Regions from separate parts of the Mus musculus genome. Here region 1 is linked to region 2. A link is a loop called in an ENCODE intact Hi-C map of the cell type or tissue named here. Cell type or tissue: left cerebral cortex. All regions are shown on one strand. Links, peaks and the distances in the headings refer to the core of each region. The heading gives the core; the rest is flanking DNA. Region 1 overlaps Lrrc4c (leucine rich repeat containing 4C). Region 2 has its middle 160 kb from the start of Gm13794.

Region 1 (2,921 bases), core at 139-2,638, 1.4 Mb before region 2:
GTAGTTCAATTTCATCTTCAAAAGCCTCTGGTATTTCCATAGACTCCACATGCTCAGCTTTACACAACATTTTTGCTAACCATCAGATCGTGGGTGTGCTGTCCTGGCACATATGGCATAATACCTCAAATCAGGAATTATCTGTATATTTAAATGTTTCTTTCTTAAACTTGGACCATAAAGCGTTAGCCTTCCTCGTGTCTCTTTGCCTAGAACTGTATTATATATCAATGCATGGTATTGAACTGACTTAATGAAGAGCTGGTGATTGTACTCACCACAGAGAGAGCTGAGCTGTGCTAACATGATCAAAATGGGCTGAGAAAGGCTCTCAGTGACGAGTAGTTTTGGTCATAAAATAATTCCACTTCTAGATTACAGATTTACAAGGCAATTAAATGGAGCAAAAGTTGATATGAAGATGCAAAGATGGATAAGACCGTGTAGGCTATATTAATTAGCTTAGATTTTATTGTGAACCTTTTGGATATTTCTTCTGTATACAATTTTGATTGCTGCCTGTGCTAGAGTAATTCCGTCAGATTATTTAACATAATGGTCAAATTCTTTAATTTTACATCTTCTCTTCCTACACAGCTCCATCCTTTGCCTATAATACCCCAGCCATGCTAACCTTCCTATAAGGAATTGTTCCAGTGACATTCTACAAGAGATCCAAGCACTGCAGTTTTGCATTAGTGGTATTTCCTCTATGCAAACAAGGGCACCAAGCTTATGGTTTACTCTGTCTCAGAATCAAGACCTTAACTATAAAGTTACTTCTTAATTTACAGTTTCTAGGGAGATTTTATAAAATTTATGTATTCTTTCTTACTCAAGTGATATACTCATTTTAAAGATGTAAAGATGAATGAATCAAACCTTTACTACATGCTCAAAATTACATAGTGAGTCTGCACCTCCTTGCTTTCGGTGCTTTTTATCTCTACTGAAGGTTACAGGGCCTAAGCAAACCTAGTTGTCAACTTGCATGTAAACTCTAAGTGTTTCGTGACAGAGAATGAAGAAGGTTCTGGGGGATACTGACAAAAAGAATCTGCCCACAAATGCTGACCCCCTTTAAATTGTATTTCTCCTCTTCAAAACTCCCTTCCTGTGAGGCTCATGCTGGGGTGAAAAGTTTAAATGCTGTAAACACCCATGAGACAAAAAAGAAAGGTTCCAAAGATTTGACATATGCAGTGTAAAAGTCTCTATTTAAGGAAGCAGCACGGTGGCAGAAAGGAACAGAGAGGTTGTCTGTTCTCACTTAAAGCCAGTCAGAGCCTGCAAGTTCCCAAAACCAGTCCCAACCTGACACCTAGTGGTGACTGAAGAATTAACCCTTCAAGTCCTGCTGGCGTTATTGAGTCTCCAAGTTCATCCTCGGTGATTCCAATTGCGTTTTTGGAAAGGAGTTCATTAATTTCACAGGGAAAATCAATTACACACAAAAGCTCCTTACAGGAAAGTGCTAACTCCATAGTTTTGAAGATGCTACCCAACCTCGTTTCCACAGCCCTCATGTGTAAATTGTTTCTTCCTCGGAATCTATGAAGAATGTTCTCCACCCTCATCTAACATCAGCCTATTTACAAATTCAAAGATCTGAAGCCCTTCCCTTCCTCTTCTAAATAATAATTTTGCATCTTTAATAAGTGCGATAAACCATCTCAGGAGATTATATTACTCTGAAAGATTTTGGCACTGGCAAAATTTCACAAAAAAGTTAATTATTCAGAAGTGTTTATTTAAAAAAAACGCTGATTTCTTTAGCTTTTATGTATTACGTGGGTTTTCTTTTTTCACTATTGCTTAGGTTTTTCTCTGTACCCCAAAATAATCAAACACACACATAAGCACATGCATATATATGTATATGTATAAGTCCACACACCCTGAGAAAAACAATCAAGTTTTTATATTCAGCCTGGTAGGAGCCTTTCCAGACAAGTTTTTCAGCAACACATTCTTATTCCCTTCCTTGGAAATAGTTCTTGTCCTACTTGACACATTAACTTTTTACTGAGTATAGATTATTTAAATACTCTCTGTCTCCTTAATAATCATGTAGTCATCATATATAAGTTGGTGAATGGATGGAGAGATTTAAAATCCTGTGTTTAAAAATGAAGTGATGTCAAAAATGATTATGCAGATATTGGATTAACCTTTTCTGTCTATAAAAAAAAATTAAAAGAATTGCAGAAATGTTTTGACTTTCCAACTCTAAATTTCCATTCCTATAACACTAGTTCTACTTCATCAATTAATTAGAAAAAGAATTCAGTTGCCCTCCCCCAAGTTTACCTATGCACCTTAGAGAAATTTGCACTCTCTGTATAATTAATTCCATTCTTCCTTCTACCAAGTTTTGAAAATGAGCTTCTAAAATTGCCATTTTATGATTAAGGCAAGTGACATTCTGTGAGTTGTTAATCATATAACTGGGAATCCTAAAGCTATGGGAACGTGCTTTCAGCCATGGTGGTAATCTTTACAGGAATGTCTCTGAAGCTGGAGAAAGATGAAGTGGAAATTCCATGCAATAGTGAGGCTATGCCAGTGCCTGGCAAATACAGAAGTGAATGCTCACAGTCATCTATTGGATGAAACACAGGGCCACCAATGGAGGAGCTAGAGAAAGTACCTGAGGAGCTGAAGGGTTCTGCAACCCTATAGGAGGAAAAACAATATGAACTAACCAGTACCCCCAGAGCTCATTTCTCTAGATGCACATGTAGCAGAAGATGGCCTAGTCGGCCATTAATGGGAGGAGAGGCCCTTGGTCTTGCGAAGATTATATGCCCTAGTACAGGGGAATGCCAGGGCCAGGAAGCAGGAGTGGGTTGGTTGGGGAGCAGGGTGGGGGGAGGGTATAGGGGACTTTCAGGATAGTATTTGAAATGTAAATGAAGAAA
Region 2 (2,921 bases), core at 144-2,643:
GTTTTTCTGTCGTAGCACTTACCATGACTAACAAAATGTAATTTGTGCAAGCATTTTGTTAACTATTATGAGTTCTGATGGCTAAGATTTAATCTGGCTCAGGGTGGAATGTTCAATAAATGTTTGTTGGGGCGAATGAATGAAGAAGAGGGGAAAAAATGCATTGTGCAAATGGCTGAGTACCAGAGCTGTTGTGCCTAGAAAAGCAATGATAAAGAGGGAACCATAATCAGCATCCGGAAACCTCTACACAGACATTACCGCTTCGACCAGCATGGCGCCTCAGAACATTTAATTTTACAAATTACGAAATTGCTTTAAAAAACTTGCCTTAAAAACGTCCTTGATTTTATCCATAAATGCCCTCACTCCAGGGAGACAGGCATTTTTTTGGAAAAGCAGTGCCATTCAAATCTGAATTTGTGAGAAAAACAAAACAAAAAACCAAACACCTTGAAATATCCACGTCCAGGCAACAGATCCAAAACTGCTTTGATAAATGATCAGTCTGTTGAGCATTCAGCGTAGTTGAGGCGGTTATCTTGCCTCTCTGTTTTGTGCCTGTCAACCTTCTAATCAAAGGACTGGAGACCTGGGAGCAGATAAAGGCAATGAGATCCGAGAAAGGGCTGATGAAGGAGGGCCTCAGGAAGGCTGGAAGATGAACGGCTGGCTTGGGTGTGTCTCTCAACCAGAAAAACTCAAGGAAAGGGTACTCCTCACATCTGAAGTGGCAGAAAAAGCCTGTCTCTGGGGAAGAAACAACCTGTTTTCTGCTAATAAACTCCAGGGTCGCTTTGTGGCTGCCTTGATTAATTGGTGAGGATGAAATAACCAGAGCTCCGGGAGACATGAGACGGGGAAGGATTGTAAGTGACAGTTTGCTGTTAAAATTCATCAGCCCAGGCGAAGCGCCTTGATTAATGAAGTCACTGAGCCTGCCTCCACCCTGAGTAGGGGGCCCGCTGTGGGAGGGAAGGGAAAACAAATTTGCAAGGATGCTCTCACTAAAGAGGTTCAGCACCCGAGTTACATTTAATCTCTCCACTGTTGCATTGCAAGTACTTTCTCCCTCTCAATTGTTCCCCCGTGCTGCTATTAATCACAGACCCCTGTAAAGCAAAGGAAAGGAAGGAGGGGGGAAGCGCAACAGGGCTTGCATTCCCAGCTTGTAGTGGGCGAGAATGATGGGGAAGCAGGGGACCCAGAAGGAGAACTGCTGTGTTATGACCAACCAGAGGAACTTAAAGAAGGATTCTCAGAGTTCAGCCCCAGCAGGCCACAGCTGGACGCCCCAGCTCCCACCATTGCTTAGGGCAGGAAGTTCTTGATGCAACACCGCCATCTACAGCTCACGGTGAAAAACTGCTCTGAGGGCGCCTCAATTCGAGAACCTGTAGGGTCAGTTTTGAAGTTGGCTCCATATGGAGGAAGATGTGACATCCTTTCTCCACAACACGGGAAAATCTTCGCTGCTGTTTGGACCGATAGATATCTGGTCGTGTTGCCTAACAATCTCCATTCTTCATGAAGCATAGAATGAAGAGAATCCTGGTATCTGTAGTCAAACGTCTAGAATACCAGGGATTGGAATGGAGTCTCTATTCTGCACAACGTCTCTACAGTGCATCTCTGCTTTACAAATATGATAATGTCGAATGAACACGAAGCTTGTAGTGCATATTAACAACACCCTAGTGGTATAGATGAGAATAATAAAAAAAATCACTCAAGAAAATACACCTCTCCTAATTTCCCCAACTACAAACGAGCCTGACATATTTGTCTTATTGATGAAAATAATTATGCCTCCCAGCTTTTGTGAACCTGACTATTATTCTCTGAATATGACAGAGCCAGTTTATCAGCAGAGACGGCCCTTGGGTTTGCAAGAATTCTCTGTGTGACCTTGAACAGGTCAGTTGACCTTTTTGAGCTTCCTTTCTTTCTTACTGTACCAGTGCACTTATAAAGGTGGACATCAATATGTGTTTTTGTGTGTGAGAGAGATGCTTGAATGGAAGTTGAAAATAGGCAGCTTTAAGAGATTCAGGTCTGGACCACTCTACAAATTATATAATGTCAAATACTGGCAACATATGAACTCCTCACTCTTGTAATGCACTTCTCTCATTTGGGATAATAATAACAGGTTAAAGTGTTTTTATAGTCTTGCCTTTGACATGCAGTGGAGTAGGAAGCTTTGGCTTTGAGTTTGCCTAGTAAAAGCCTTCCTGTGCCACAGGAATTTACAGAATATTTCCCCTCTCAGGTGTGTGCTATCAGCACCAAGTCCACTTCTTCCTGTGGTCTGCATATCAAAAGGGCAACAACTTCCTGGAAGGATTTAATGCAGGTTCCAGGAATCATAAATGAGAGTTTTTTTTTTTAAATCTCTTTATTAAAGCCACCTTGCACCTTGGAATAGGATATGCTCGAGAGCATTTCCCCAGACAGAGTGTTAAATATAGCATTCAAACCAGAAAATTACTCATTGATTTGCCCTGTGAAAAGATAAATGTCTATTCAACTCTGTTCTATCCCAGTGCAGACCTTATTGTTTCCAGGAAGCAATCTGAGTGTATGTCCCTAATGAAGCAGTATAGCATGTAAATGTTTCAAACACGCGGCACAGGACAGGAACAGATCTTGCCAGCCAAATGAGATACCCCAGAAGGCCACCTATGGCTCCTGAAAGCAGAGTGTACAGGCCAGGAAGACAAGTACCAGCAAACAAGACAACAAGAGCATGGCAGCCAATGCTCCAGGAGAAAATACAGAAAACAAGATCCTGAGCCAAAGAGGGTTCAGAAGCAATAGCTGATAATTCACTGCCCCAGGAGCCTCTGGATCCATTATAGTTTCAGCCTTGGCTTAAAGACGGCTTTCATAACGGCAGGTGACTGCCATCTGTAAGACAC

Evidence for each region. Peaks named below come from ENCODE experiments on the same cell type or tissue, not always from the same donor. Only the 100,000 strongest peaks of a DNase experiment are listed, where the experiment ranks them.
Region 1: a loop joins it to region 2, with 5 times the contacts of the local background. A loop is called at or near these places in 2 of 42 quality-filtered maps.

Annotation. Positions count from the first base shown.
Region 1 is chr2:96,584,246-96,587,166 of GRCm38, reverse strand. All of the region lies in intron 2 of Lrrc4c (leucine rich repeat containing 4C), which reads right to left. Among named protein-coding and RNA genes, the nearest start is that of Lrrc4c, 270 kb to the right of the region's middle. In left cerebral cortex, for the core only: a CTCF peak has its summit at 1,336; DNase peaks (open chromatin) are centred at 704 and 1,302; H3K4me3 peaks cover 311 bases; H3K27ac peaks cover 1,380 bases.
Region 2 is chr2:95,230,626-95,233,546 of GRCm38, reverse strand. No RefSeq gene overlaps it. Among named protein-coding and RNA genes, the nearest start is that of Gm13794, 160 kb to the left of the region's middle. In left cerebral cortex, for the core only: a CTCF peak has its summit at 1,347 (motif pointing left); DNase peaks (open chromatin) are centred at 748 and 1,350; H3K4me3 peaks cover 240 bases.